2 separate regions of the Homo sapiens genome follow, and region 2 is linked to region 1. Evidence: chromatin loops called from intact Hi-C (ENCODE). Cell type or tissue: A673. All regions are shown on one strand. Each heading gives the region's core, and the rest is flanking DNA. Links, peaks and the distances in the headings are about the cores only.

Region 1 (7,920 bases), core at 2,323-4,822:
GATGGAACAGCCTGTGAAGCCACCATGTGTAGATGAAGCCACTGTATCTGGCAGTCTGACAGCTATGTTCTCTTTAGAATTACAGCCTTTGCTTCACTTCTGTTTCCCAAATCCTGCGCTAGTTCCTCTCATTGGTAAAGTCTAATCTGGATCCATATAGGAAAGAATATAATAATGAAGTGTTTCCAGTCTTGCATGTGGTGGTTATGCCTAATAGACAACAGACAATTCATCCGTTTGTCATCTCAGCAGCCATACAAAGCTTTTTAAATTTATCTGAATATAGGTAAAGAGTGTATCATGCTTCTGTCTAAGCTGGCATAACTATCCTTTATACAACATTCTAGGGTTACATACACAAAATAAATGTTTATAGAAAACCAAGATAGGGGCCAAGATGGCCCATTAGAAGCAGCTGCAGTCAGAGGATCTCACTGAGAAGAATGAAAATGGCAAGTGAATCCTGCACTGGCAACTGAGGTATCCAGGTTCTTTCATTGGGACTGACTAGATAGTTGGCATGACCCACTGACAGCAAAGAAAAGCAGGATGGTGCGACGGCCCACCTGGATCCACATGGGGCAAGGGAGCCCCCACCCCCAGCCAAGGGAGGTGGTGAGTGATCATGCTACCCTGCCTGAGAAACCACACTTTTTCCACAGATCTGTGAAACCAGTGGATCAGGTGATCCCCCTCATGAGCCCATGCCACCAGGGCCTTGGGTACCAAGCACAGAGCCGTGCAGATTCTCAGCAGCCACTCAGCCGGAAACTGCCTAAGGCTACCAAGTAACTGGGGAGAGGGGCGGATGCCATCACTGTGGCTGCCTGCTGCCTAAGTTGACTGAGCTTCCTGGGGGAGGAGCAGCAGCCATCACTGAAGCTCCTGTCTGCCGTTTTTCCCCTGCCAGTGTTGAGGAGACTGGATAGTTTGGACCCAGGAGGAATTTCCCACAGCACAGCACAGCAGCTATGGCAGATTGTGGCCAGACTGCCTCTTTAGGCCAGACCTGCACCCATCCCTCCTCACTGGTGGGACCGCCCTGCAGGAATTTCAGCAACTATAGCCAGGGGTTTAGGGAAAGAACTCTGATCTTCCTAAGACTGAGCCCTCAAGGAGAGGGGTGGCCATGGTCTCCATAAATCAGTAGACTTAGTCTTTCCCCCTGCTGGCTCTGAAGAATCCAGGCAATCTGGATGAGTGGGATTTCACCCTGTGCGGGGCACCCTCTCCGCCAAGGGGCAGCCAGAGTGCTTCGTTAACCAGGACCCAGATCCAGTGCCTCCTGATTGGGTGAGACCCCCCAACAGGGGTCACCAGACACCTTATACAGGATCGTTCCTGCTGGCATCATGTCGGTGCATCTCTGGGATGGAGATCCCAGGGGAAGGAGCAGGCAGCCATCTTTGCTGTTCTGCCGCCTCCACCGGTGACATCTCCAGGTGCGGGAGGAACCCAGGCAAATAGGGTGTGGAGTGGACCCCCAGCAAATCTCAGCAGTCTTACAGAAGAGGAACCTGACTGTTAAAAGAAAAACAAACAAAAAGCAGAAAAGGCCTTTGATAAAATTCAACATTCCTTTATGTTAAAAACTCTCAATAAACTTGGTATTGATGGAACATACTTCAAAATAATAAGAGCCATTTATGAAAAACCCACTATGTCATACTGAATGGGCAAAAGCTGGAAGCATTCCCTTTGAAAGCTGGCACAAGAAAATGATGCCCTCTCTCACCACTCCTATTCAACACAATTTTGGAAGTTCTGGCCAGGGCAATCAGGCAAGAGAAAGAAAGAAAGAAAGGGTATTCAGATAGGAAGAAAAAAAGTCAAACTGTCTCTGTTAGCATACAGCATGATCCACATTTAGAAAACCCCATCGTCTCAGCCCAAAGGCTTCTTAAGCTGATAAGCAACTTCAGCAAATTATTACTACTATTGCTTTTGAGAATATATTACTTTCTTATTTTTTGAGAATCATTATTTTTAAGAGCTTTTTGAAGAACAGAATGCGGCTAATCCTGTCTAACTCTCTCTGCCTTTGTGTTTGGTTCCCTAAGTTTTTAGTGTAATGAAAATGCACTGAAAAGATGATGGATTTTAACCCATCAATTTTCTCTTCTTACCCTGTGTCCTTGGTTTGTTATATTTATATTATCATTATAGGATACTTTTGACAGATATTTTGATTGTTCATTTGACACAGTTTAGTTACACCTTCTTACATTCTCCTAAATTCTTCACTTAAAATTATTCAATCAAATACATTTCATTTTCATATTTTTATATGTGTGTGTATGTGTGTGTATATATATGTGTGTGTATATATGTGTATATCTATATACACACACATATACACATATATACACACACACAAATATATATATACCAAATATATATGTATACCATATGTATTATATATATAGACATATACCAAATATATATATATACCATATATATATATGGTGGGGCCTTTTAGTAGAAGTACCTCAAGTGTTTCAGTTTCATCAAACAGGTTTTCATATCTGTAGACTGTCTTATATTTGCATTATATACTATGATAGCTTTATAGTTACTTTGTTTTTCCTATAAACTATCTTTCTGAGACCATATATAAGTATTTAATTTCTCTTTCAACTTGAGGATCAATTGGCTATTAATGATTTCTGAAAAAAATTCGTTTGTATTTTCCTTCCTAACTACCATACAGCAGAATATTTACAACAATGTAAAAAACTTCCTCCAATTAAGTGTTTGTTGTCAGCTATTCTTAAAATAAATAAAGTCTAGCTTTTCATCAAAAGACAACCCTCTTTTCTTCTAAACCATTTCTGAAAATAGCTGTAATCTTTTGACCATCTGCCATCACTACATAACAAATACTAGTCACTAGTCACAGACTAGCTATTTTCCTTTTGTCGTATTTATAATTAAAATTTTATTTCCTCAGCATCATCAACACCATTATTTTTTTCTTAAGGAAATGAGTTAATACATCAATGGAATTATGTTTTCACAGTCATCTCCACTAACTTGTCGTACTTTTTTGTTCAGCTTGTTTCTTCTAGTACCTTTCCTCTAGTGCCTGTCTTCTTCATTCTGGGCATATTCATGGCCGAAAAATCAGTTTCTTAGGCATGTTTTCCAGTTGAGTTGCTTTCCACTTTGACAAATGGTTTTGAATGAACTCTTCTCACCTTTTTCAGCTCTCTTTTTAAATTACCTACCAAAATGGTCCAATAGATTTACTTTTTAGTCGCAGTTACAAACTCTTACCTATTTTTCTAGATGTATGTTCTCTCAAATTTTAGGGGACTTCCAAGGTCAAGTCTTCCCTTTTTTTCCCATAAATTTCAGCTTTCTGCTGCCCTCTCCTGGCCTTCTGTGGCATGTAAACATTTAATCCTACTGCTGAAAGTATAAATCTAGAGTTTTACTTCGAGGGAAGTAAGGCAAAGATTCTGAAAATTTAGTGTGTATCAAAATCTCCTGGGAAGATTGTAAATAAGTTACAAAGCCTCTCACTAGGAGATTATGATTCTGTATATCTGAGGCAGAGATCACGAACCTTCAGTTTTAATAGACAGTGTTACTGTGATTCATGTGAACTATAAACCACATTTCAAGAAACCCTGAAATAGGAAAATCTGACTCAAGGTATTGGTCATAAGCTCTTTGGTTGAAAAAGCAAGTCTTGAAACAATGATATTCATTTAGAAAAAAGTGTTTTGCATGCCTTTCAATTTAAATGTTTTAATTTTTATGTAAATGGCAAAACAAAAAAAAATAGTATTTTGGAGTTATCTAATTGACATTCAAAATTAGCGCAAAATTTAAAGAAATATAAATACCTAGGTACAAGTAGATACAATGACCTCTAGCTTATTAGCTAACTCTTCTTATTCTTAGAATTATCTGCTCTGGCCCAATTTTGTTGTTGATTAGTCATTAGGACAAGTCAGATCTTTCTTGTCACAATCAAATAATTCCAATAAATTCTACTGATCCTATTTGCAAGTATCAGGTCAATAGTCTTTAAATATGGATTTTTTTAAATCTAAAAACACATAAAACTTGCTTAAGTGTGCAGAATTAGATACAATATTAAATTTATTTCTCACTGATGTCTGTAACATTTATTTGCCAAAGTCTCTAAATGTATGATTCATAAGCTTAGCCCATATGAGAATTACCTGATAACTTTAAGAATATACCTATACTTGGGTCTCACGCCAAGAAATTCTGATTTAATTGATCTGGGTACATTCTGAGTATCAGAATTTTTTAAACCCCCTGCCCCAGGTGAGTTTAATGTACTCTAAAACTCTTTTTCACTTAGACTTCTGGCCAGAACAATGGTTGTTGTTCATCTGTTTTCTTATACTCTCGGGAGCCTGCTTTGCCTCATCTCCAGTTACCATCATTTTTATCCTTGAATTATTGATAGAATATGTAATTTCTAAAACACATAAAATTGGCTGGAGGATATTCACGGTTATGGTGCATCTGCTAGGCTCGGTATTGGGGGACAAGATCATAAAGTCTTCAGTTATTTTGTCTTTAATAAGTAGAAGCCTGACATTTTCCAGAGTATTGCAGGACAAAGGATGCTTGAGTCCTTGATCTTTTTTCTCAAAAACAGTTGAAATAATTAAAAAGCTAGGTAGCATACCTTTTTCTGCATCTATAGCTTTTGCTAGTAACACATAGTTATCTTACTCTCTTAATTCTGATTCTGGGATTCAAATCCATACCTATGTCGGTCTTAACTTCCATGGCATAGGTAATTTATATCCATTCTCTATAAAAGATTGATAAAAATATAGCATCGTCTTCTGAAAGAAATTGGAATTCTAAAAATAGTTACATAGCTAAAGATTTGACAGCATTATCAATGGGATGTAAAGTGGCTTCAGGTCACATATAAACAAAGATATTTTCTGAGTTTGGCCTCATCAGTATGAATTTGTCTAAAATATGGATTTAACATTTTACATAAATTAGAACTCTAAATAGTCATCAATCTCTAAGGCTAGAATGAAGGTATACTTAATAAAGTAAATAACTGAGTACATTAAAGGTGCCCATTGTCCTTAGATAATATTAAGCTGCAATGTAAGCAGTGTGAAGGACAACGCTTGCCTAAAGCTACAACATGGAAGTATTTTAGCTACTTTAAAATGCTGCATTAATTCTTTATGTAATTCAGGTTGTAAAGGAGAGAAGAAAATTAAGGCAGTTCTGCAGGTTTGCACTTGTCTTTAATGTGCATTTTTAATTGAAAGATAAACTTAAGTAGGAATTTGGAGTGCCTTTTAAATAAGGTCAAAAATCTGGCTGAGAGAAAGCCCCTTATCATAAATCCTGTGCTCAATTTTTTCCAGAGAAGAGTGAACACAAATGTAATGAGATACAGAAATTGTTATACTGTTAGTAGTTTGTGCACCTTCTCTCTTAAGGAGAAAAAGGGAAAAGTTCTCAAAAAGCATTTGTCTTGAGACAGTTGGAAAAGTGAGTATGTTCCCTCCAGAAAACTAGGGAGCACATGCAGAGGAAAGTGTAGCAGATTAAAGCTGAATAAAGAAAAGTCATGGAAAGTGGTTATTTACAGAAAACAAATACAATAAATTATAGGTGTGTATTAGTCTGTTTTCACACTGCTGATAAAGACATACCGGAGACAAGGCAATTTACAAAAGAAAGATGTTTAATTGGACTTACAGTTCCACGTGGTTGGGGAAGCCTCACAATCATGGCGGAAGGCAAGGAGGAGCAAGTCCGGTCTTACCTGAATGGGCAGCAGGCAAAGAGAGAATGAAAGTCAAGTGAAACGGGTTTCCCCTTATGAAACCATCAGATCTCTTGAGACTCATTCACAATCATGAGAACAAAAAAGGAAAGAAATGCCCCCATAATTCAATCACTTAACACTGGGTTCCTCCCATGACACGTGGGAATTGTGGGAGTTACAATTCAAATGAGATTTGGGTGGGGACACAGCTAAACCATATCAAGGTGCAAGGAATATTTTGTGGAAAATGGTGAAGCACCTGCTTATTTGTTCCAGACTGATGGAGAACAGGGTGGAAACAGAGGATAACATAGGCATGTTAACTACAAGCTAATCTTCAGCAGTTACAAGGAGCCCTCCTGATTCTCCAAGATTACAAATCAAGTTTAACTAGGTTTCTGAATCCGCAGGGGTGCCAGCTTACAATTGGTTTACTAACAAATTAACATAAAACCCCTACATTTAATAAAAGTCATTCACTTTTGTTGTTTTGTTACCCAGAACTGTCACTAGTACAAGATATAATCACTGAAAGAAATAGTTTCCCCACCCCATATCCTAAAGAAGTCTATTCCTAAAATGGTCTTAACGCCCTTACAGATGAGTAGGGCTCAGAAAAGAGATCTTTGTTGAGCATTGACATTGTCATCTGCAGTTGCTGTACCAAGTCTCAAAGCCTCTAGCATAAACTAGCGAGAACAAAATGAAGTAAGGAGCTTGAAATAGGGTGCATAAACATGTCACTACATACTGACTACATACAATCTTGATGTAAATGACTATTTTAGATCCACTTTACATTCATGTTGAGAAAACCCTTTTCTTTCCAGGTACATTTTATCCCTGTCCTCTTCGTGTCTAATTTTCATAAAAGAGTTATTTGTATTTACTGTGCCCATTTACCCTCTTTCCACTCTTTCTTCAACCCATTACCATCATTCACTTTTTACTATATCTTTAAAATGGATTTTAACAAGGTGATCAATGACTATTATGTGGCTAACTCAAATGGGATTTTTAAATTTGTAAAATTTTTATCTTTTTTGCATTCTCTCTTCTATCTGTGTCTCTAACACAACTCTCAATTGATCTTTTCTGCCTTCTCCCACATCTTTACCAATTTATTTTCACTTATCTGATATTTAGATCCAGAATCCTAGTTCATGGGTCAGCAAACCACGGCCCATGGGTCAAGTCCAATTTGCTTCCTAATATCTGCTAATAAAAATTTATTGGAACATAATAATGCTCATTCATTTATATATTGACTGTGGCCAATTTAGCACTACAATGGCAAATGTGTAGTAGTGACAGAGACCATTTGACCTACAAAGCCTAAAATATTTACTATCTGGCCCTTTATAGAAAAAAAAAACGTAGACTCCATTTATAGTATTAAATATTAGGCCAGTTTCTCATTTTTCTAAAAGTTTTTAATATAAATTTCATCAACTCCTCTGCCTTCAGTTTGTATCTGTAAAGAGATGACTCAAATTTATTTAGTAAGTCTAGATGACAATTCAGGGTTTTAAATCTATATATCCACTTGCACTTTCACTAGTTCTAATGGGATGTCTCACAGATATTTCAAAGCCCGATTCACAATTTATAATTTTGAATTTAAATTCACACACAGACACACACACACATGTTCACACACAAAACTGCCCTAATTAGCTCCTTTCCTTAGTGAATGGTGCCACCATTGATCCAAGTGCTAAAATCCAAAGTCTGCCATTCACAGCATCTCCCTTTCTCTACACTTCACCAAAGGTAAGCAGTAGCAAGTCCAAGCAATTCTACATTTTAATGTATCTCATACGTGTCTGATTGTATCTGTACATATTAACTCAATTTTTGTTATCTCTCATCAGGACAAATGCAATAAACCCTTCGCTGGTCTCCCTGCATCCATTTGTATTTCTACTCTATCTTCTTTGTATCTAAAAAAAGAAGGGTGAGGAGTGTCTTTTTTCAAAATGCAAAAAGTGTTAACTGTTCTCTGTGAGAGGTGGTTGTAGTTAACATATTTATGGTATGCTGACCCACATGCATTTCAATTTGCTCTCTCTCTGACTCTTTATTTTTTGCTTCTACTTTAAAGGAATACATACAGTTTATATAGCTTA
Region 2 (7,920 bases), core at 2,496-4,995, 1.4 Mb before region 1:
CTCCAAAACCAAGACGACAATGAGAGTGACCTTTGGTGGTCCTGACTGCTACACTCCCACCAGCGCCATGACAGTTTACAAATGCCATGGTAACATCAGGAAGTTACCCTATATGGTCTAAAAAGGGGGAGAAATCCTTAGCTCTGGGAATTGCCCACCCCTTTCCTGGAAAACTTATGAATAATCTACCCCTTATTTGGCATCTAATCAAGAAATAACCATAAAAATGGGCAACCAGCAGCCTATGGAGTAGCCATTCTTTTATTCCTTCACTTTCTTAATAAACTTGCTTTCACTTAAAAAAAAAATAAAATGGGTAAAGCATTATAAATATCTTCTCCTACTCTGTCAGTGCTCTGTTAATTTTGTCCGTAATATCGTTTGTGGAACTGAAAAGCTTAGCTTTGATGAAAACTCATTAGTCAATGTTTTGCCTTTTGGTTTGCGCTTTTGTATTTTGTTTAAGAAGTATTTCTCATCCTTAGGTCACATAGACATTCTACAGTTTCTTCTACTAGCTTTGCAGCTTTGACTTTTGCATTTAGGTAATGGGTCTTAGAGTCCACGTCAGGCTTTGCATGTGGTACTGGGACAGGGCTCCAGTTTTACTGTCTTCCTTATCATCTTCTTTGTATTTCTAGAATGTAACTGACACACAATAGTGTTCAGCAGCCAATTGAATGAAAGAGTTGAGATTTCCTCAGAGTTAGGGAAAGTAAATGTGTGTGTGTGTATGTAAATCCTGTGAAGGATATTTCCATTTGAAAGTAAATGTGTGTGTGTGTAAATCCTGTGAAGGATATTTCCGAGGGGAAGCATGGTTAGAACTGGAGGGCAGAATCCCTCCTCCCCTCCCCAGCGCAAACATTGATTTAGGGGCCATGTGTGAGGGGTTGGTATTGGGAGGATAGATTAAAGAAAATATTTATCTATTGATTGAAAATTACTCAAATATTCCCTTTTCTATTCAGTTTTACGTGAATCAGGATGCAATAAAGTCAAGGGCAATATTAAAAATATCTTAACAGCTGGCACTGAATAGGCACTCACTAATCAGGATGAATGCTTTAAGTGTGTAATACTGGTGTGATATGCTGAATATTAATTGTGGAAACTATGTGGTTGCTAGATATTATTAAATGATATATATATATACATATAAATGCTTTATGAACTAAAGACTTATACAAATGCTAGACACTACTGCTATTAGCTCTACTTGGCCACATAGAAATACAATTTAAAAATCCCCTCTTTTTTCTATATAATATTGATCTGGTTGCCATAATACAATCTATGAACCAGTAGATGAAATAAGTCAATTAATTACAAAAATTTCCTTTGATTTTCTTGAAAAATTCTCTGCCTCTCAGTGCAACCTGAAATCAGAGGGTTAAGCAACTTCAAAGGATGTTACCTGTTATCTGACCTATGACCCTATTGAAGTTTTATTTTAGAAAAGTTTGAGGGTAACTTTATAGGTCTTCAGTTGTAGAAAAACATTCCAGTAGGTGGAGCTCTTTCTCAATGTTTTTTCAGTTTTTAACCGTGGTAGGGACTCATTTCTTTTTCACCTTTCTTTTCTGCAATGGCTTAGTCATAACAGCACAGATACTTACAGCAGCATCTGAAATTAGCATCAAATATAGGCTATATATTTCTGTAAAATGAGTTTGGAACCCCCAAGTTGTTTAATGGAACAGCCATGGTTAATTTCCTTTTGAGACCTGATCAAACACCATAGGATTTTTTTTTTCTCCCTTTGATTATCTGCATCAAAGATCCAAAAATACCTACCTTTTACTATGAAGCTATGTCTAGGTCCAAGATCAAATAGTGCATGTTTTTATTCTCAATTCTAGTTATGCATACTAATGACTCAGCTCTTGTATGGTCTGTGTTGCTGTACACCTCCTACATATTAACAATTTTAAGTGTGGGGCTTAGAAGCTGCAAGTGTATATGATAATAAATATGAGCATAGCAAGAGGGTTCATTCTGGTCTGGGTAATTCATTTAGTACCATCTCTACAAGCCTCTCTACCAATCTGGAATTATACGTAGGTAACAGAATTAAAAGAAAGAAGTGTCTAGAGATGGTCACTTTAGAGGCGATATACAGAACTGTAAAATGGACATCTGAAATAATGAGCAATTCCAGAACTTAGCAGGACTTAAGTTTTTGCTAAAGCTAGTAAATGTATTTAGGAAACATCATCTGATCTCTTTGGAGAGCAGATATACTCTTTGGAGTATAGATTTTTTTTTTTTACTAATTTATTAGTAAACATTAAAAAACTTCAAATCCTACATATGGAAATCTATAGGAAAGTTATCACATTGTTCCTTCAGTGAAACTTTAGTTTTGTCCAGAAATAAAAAATAATTATAGCTGAAGTGTCCAGGAGCTGTGCTCACAAGTGTGAGAGCAGAAAAAAAATACATTTCTTTCTCACTTGTTCTGTTTTATTTCCTCCCTTTGCTGCTGTTTGACTTATGGGCAATACAGAAAGCACATCTAAAGAATGGAATATTTTTCTATGATTAGCCTTGAGGCATGGAAAGTGGACAGTAGTAATGCAATATGAGGGTGCGGTGGACCAGACGTGTCAGACTGTCTGCTAATGCCAAAGAGATGTCTAAAGAAATGAGAGATGGTGAGGGGTAGCTGCTGTTATAGTTCACTGAAATTTCTAAGTATTAGGCAGGAAGACTGGAGACTGCCCAGATAATTGTGTGGCTGCTGTCCTCTTATCATGCTTCAAGTCTAATTGTAGGAAATGCAAGTAAACTTAATTCAAAACATACTTACTAAGCATGCAATAAAAAATGTTAGGAGCAGGGCAAAGGAATTTGAATAAATATGATTTTGTTTTCATAGAGGAGACATACAGTTGGATCATTATAATTGAAAAATATCATAATAAATGTTATAATAAAGATGTATATGAAGGGCAATTTACACATTTCCCTGACCCTTGGTTTCTTCATATGCTGTTCTCTATTAATAAGCATCTACTATTGCCCAGCCAATATGACAGGGACTTTTGTCCAATATCTTAAAAATAATTTAATTTAATCACCACAGCTTACTATGAGGAGGATATTATTACCCATTGTTTACAGATGAGGTTTGGAGCAGTTAGGAAAGCAATGGCCCATTGATCACGTCTTGTTATGTATAATGTTCTTTTCCAGTGTCACATTCTGGGCCCTAGGGAGTCAGAAGCTTGAGTTAATATACTCAAGATACAGTAGAGCCTGCCCAAAGTTTTGAGGTCTCTAATCTCAGTGGAATTATTTAATGTAAAATTGTCCTTTTCCTTTAGTGAATTTATCAGAAGACCCATCAATAAACATATCAGAAGATATTTTCCTTTTGGATGTTACAATAATGTCATTGTATTGCTGTGGCAGGGAGAGATGAAAAAATCCATCAGGAATAAATGTCCTCTCCTTTTCTGCTTAGCCTGAAACTACTGCTTCCAGGGACAATCCAGCCCGTGGGAGCTCCCAGCCGAGGGGACTGCCTGCTGATTTTTTGGCACTTGTTCTCAGCGACAGCAGCTCAGAGGCGAGTGGGGGTGGCACTCTGTGATCACAGCTCCTTTTGGAAACCTATGTGGACTCTAACAACAGCTACTCCTCATTGTTTCCCATCTCCTTCAATGGTATATTGGTGTCTTGGTGAGCAGCCTTCATATTTCAGCACCACAGTGGAGGACAGCTCACAGCACTTTCCTTGTTGAGTTCTTCAAGGGCGAGTCTCTTAAGGAAAATGGGTTCACCAGGAAAGTGAGCCTGGGAAACTGATCTACTCTGAGGTTTCCTTCTAGCAGCTTTGAATCTCTGAGACAGGATATAGTTCTTCAGACTTCCTTTGCTCAGACTTAGGTCATATGCTCCTTTTGGGTTACTATAAAGTGCCTATAATTTCCTCTAGGCAGTGTTTGAACTAAAATTCCTCTTCATATGCCTCCTCAACAGGTCATGAAATCTGGGAGCAGCTTTGGAAATCTCATATTTCTCCAAACTGGGTACATAGAACTTAGCTTCCTTAGGGTCCCTGGGTTGGGTAAATATAAGTGGTCACGTTTTGATTCTTGGTGTGTGACTTTTAAGGTGTCTGCTCTCACTGACTTGGAGAACAAGAATAGAAACTGGCTTTCTTCTGGCACAGCTCTGGTTTGTCCTTCTGTCTCTTGTCTCCACCCAACCCCCATCAGCTTAGAGATTGGAAAGAGATGGCATTTTCTTAAGGATTAATCTGAAGCATCTTTGTTAATCCCCCCTCCCCTTCCTTCTTGTGGAAGACCTCCCTTTTTATCTGAATTTCTAGCTGAGGAAATAATTTTCATGTTATTTTCTTACATAGTATTTGCTAGAGACAACTTAGTAAACATCATGTGACTATTTCATGAATTTAACCCTTTTTATGCCAAGAATGATTTAACTCTATAACCGTCACAGGTTAAGCAAAATCCACAAAGTGACAATTGGCAGTTCCACACAGTGTTAGCTGTAGATCTTTATATAATTACACATTGTAAATCTCAAATGAATGAGGAGCTGTGTGTTGTGTTGCAAAAGAATAGCATTTTCCCTTAGGCAATTCTATTCAACTTCTACAGACCATTAAAGCTGGAGACTCTTGATGGGGTGTAGGGGGCATGCTTGCAAACACAGTCTCTCAGAGAGCATCATGAGCTCCAGGCTCTGTGGGCTTCAGAATCTGCTTTCCAAACTTTGGTTTTCAATTCATATCCAAATAAAAGAGGCATGTGCGTCTGCCTAAGGCAGAAAATAGATCATGGGAGATTAGGCGTTGTTTACTTGAGTCTTGTTTGTTTGAGAAAAGGTGACCTCAGTGGGTCCAACTGTATTCACACATTTGTCCAGTCTTAGAGTGAAGTTCCCTTTTTGGTAAAATAGAATTAGTGTCCCCAGGGAGCTTCAAGACAGAGCCCAATACAGACCTGTCTTCTGATAATACCGCAGTTTTCCAAGCCACTTATTTTATTAGAAATTAGTGCAAATTTTGGATTCTGCTGCATAGTATATCCTGGATTGCTTTAAAATGAGAATAGCGTTTAAGTTATGCACCTAGGACAATTGACACTTTACATGCCATGTTTATCTTGGAATTTTGCATATACTTTGACACATTAGAGGAACACAAACACAATTTGAGAGTGCAATCCTGGGCCAATCCTGAGTTGCATCCCTTGGTCTAAGCCACTGGGGGTTATTACCCAACTTGCATTGGTACTGTGAGCCACCCAACTCACCTCCTTACCCCCAACATGGACCATGTGAAAGTAGCACTTGTATGGTTCCTGAGCTTAGTTTTGAATCATTTCCTCTGACCCATCTCCAACTTGACATATTGATTGGCTCTCATTCCTGCTGGCTTTTGTTGAGTTATGTGTATTCCTAGTTAGGTCCTTGCTTCTGTCTCCCTTCCTGTGGTTACAAATGCTTCCCAAGATTGGTCTTTTTATCACTTGCCTTTCAGTCTTTCCTTTGCTTACCATTCTTCAGCCACCTGGGTTGCCCATCCTTGCCTCCAGGATGTTCTCTTTCAGCAGGGTTCACTCCCAGTAACTTCCTCTCCAGATTGCCTAATGCTCCATGAAGAGGGGTAAGGGTGGGTTCTCCTCTCTCAACAAGGACGTAGACACAGAGGCAAGAATTATTGTGTAATTGAGTAATGCTTTTTAGCCACAGTTTCTTTCAATATGTCCTGGAGCATTGAACTAGACTAACTTTTCTATCATTTTTCCAATTAGAATACTTTTCTCAATCAAACATTAGTCTGTAATAGTTTTAAATTACCATGCATGATTCACAGTGATTTAATATTCACAAAATTCCTGCCATCTTAATATGCTCTGGAATGGGAGGTTGATTGGGAAGTCAGTTCATGAGTGGAAGAGAGCAATTTAAAATTGTTAGAACATTTCACGAATCTTAGCTCTTGGTGGGAATGGTTTGGTGCCTGCTTAATATAGAAGAATCTGAAATTGCTGGGCAATGAAATTTCAATCAGGGGCTCTGTATCTGAGGGAAACTCTCCAACGAATAGACCGTGAGCTTTCACATCACTCTATTCCTTTGAGAAATCTTTTTTTTTGGGGGGGTATTTTGTGCACATTTCCAGCCAACATTTAACTAGACCTACAGTTGCAACAAACTCCGCAGTGATCTACTCTCTCAATTTCATACCTGAGTCCCTCTGTGTTTTCAGGTCTTCAAGAAACAGAAAAGTGTACAATCTACAACAGTTTTGACACGAACAAAGTTCATTTCCCAAACTGTGGAATAATTATTTATTTCTCTGAAAATTTGAGCCTTTCTTGTATTATGTTGGGTATCAGCAGTACAGAGTTGTTTACATGGCACCTGGGAATCTAAGTGTGGGTGAATAGGTGAGGTTTTCTTTGGCTGGCTTATGTCTAAACACTTTGATCTTAGTGTTATTTTAAGTTTAACTCCATGAAGTTTAAGATTTCCACTGAGCTTGATACTGAGGAAAAGGTAGATTCTCATGGATTTGAAAACTAGAGGGCTTGTTCCTCTGTGGGCTCTGAGACATGAATCCCTAACTTAAAACAAAGTTGTTTCATTGGCAGTTAATCTCCATCTGGTATATTAGGACATAGCCAGATACCTGGTAGAGGTATTCCTACCTTTGGTAAAATTGCAAAATAGATGAGGGTGCTCACAAAAGAAACTATCACCAGAGTGAGCAGGCAACCTACAGAATGGGAGAAAATTTTTGCAATCTACTCATGTGACAAAGGTCTAATATCCAGAATTTACAAGAAACTTAAATATATTTACAAGAAAAAAGCAAACAACCCCATCAAAAAGTGGGCAAACGATATGAACAGACACTTCTTAAAAGAAGACATTTACATGGCCAACAAATATATGAAAAAAAGCTCAACATCCCTGATCATCAGAGAAATGCAAATCAAAACCACAATGAGATACCATCTCATGCCGGTCAGAATGGCAATTATTAAAAAGTCAAGAAACAATAGATGCTGGAGAGGCTGTGGAGAAATAGGAACACTTTTACACTGTTGGTGGGAATGTAAATTAGTTCGACCATTTTGGAAGACAATGTGGCAATTCCTCAAGGATCTATAACCAGAAATGCCATTTGACCCAGCAATCCCATTACTGGGTATATACTCAAAGGAATATGAATTATTCTGCTATAAAGACACATGCACACAATATGTTTATTGCAGCGCTATTTACAATAGCAAAGATTTGGAACCAACCCAAATGCGCATCAATGATAGACTGGATAGAGAAAATGTGGTACATATACACCATGGAATACAATGCAGCCATAAAAAGGAATGAGATCATGTCCTTTGCAGGAACATGGATGAAGCTGGAAGCCATCATCATCAGCAAACTAACACAGGAACAGAAAACCAAACACCACATGTTCTCACTCATAAGTAGGAGCTGAACAATGAGAACACATGGACATAGAGAGGGGAACAACACACACCAGGGCCTGTTATGGGGTGGGGGGGTGAAGGGAGGGAACTTACAGGATGAGTCAATAGGTGCAGCACTTGCACACATCATGGCACACATATACCTATGTAACAAACCTGCACATTATCCCATTTTTTTCCTTCTTATTTTGCTTCCTCTTCATTCTTTTTTTTTCTTTTTTTTGAGACAGAGTCTCGCTCTGTTGCCCAGGCTAGAGTGCAATGGCGTGATCTTGGCTCACTGCAACCTCTGCCTCCAGGGTTCAAGTGATTCTCCTGCCTCAGCCTCCTGAGTAGCTGGGATTACAGGCGTGTGCCACCAGGCCCAGCTAATTTTTGTATTTTTAGTAGAGATGAGATTTCACTATATTGGCCAGGCTGGTCTTGAACTCCTAACCTC

What was found. Hi-C counts contacts between places; a loop is a spot of excess contacts. Peaks named below come from ENCODE experiments on the same cell type or tissue, not always from the same donor. Only the 100,000 strongest peaks of a DNase experiment are listed, where the experiment ranks them.
Region 2: it touches region 1 in a loop (27-fold over the local background); 8 of 110 quality-filtered maps call a loop at or near these places.

The regions. Positions count from the first base shown.
Region 1 is chr14:47,912,998-47,920,917 of GRCh38, reverse strand. No RefSeq gene overlaps it. Among named protein-coding and RNA genes, the nearest start is that of LINC00648, 120 kb to the right of the region's middle. In A673, for the core only: a CTCF peak has its summit at 3,401 (motif pointing left); a DNase peak (open chromatin) is centred at 3,367.
Region 2 is chr14:49,299,936-49,307,855 of GRCh38, reverse strand. No RefSeq gene overlaps it. Among named protein-coding and RNA genes, the nearest start is that of RPS29, 280 kb to the left of the region's middle. In A673, for the core only: no CTCF peak of the experiment used is centred there; a DNase peak (open chromatin) is centred at 3,715.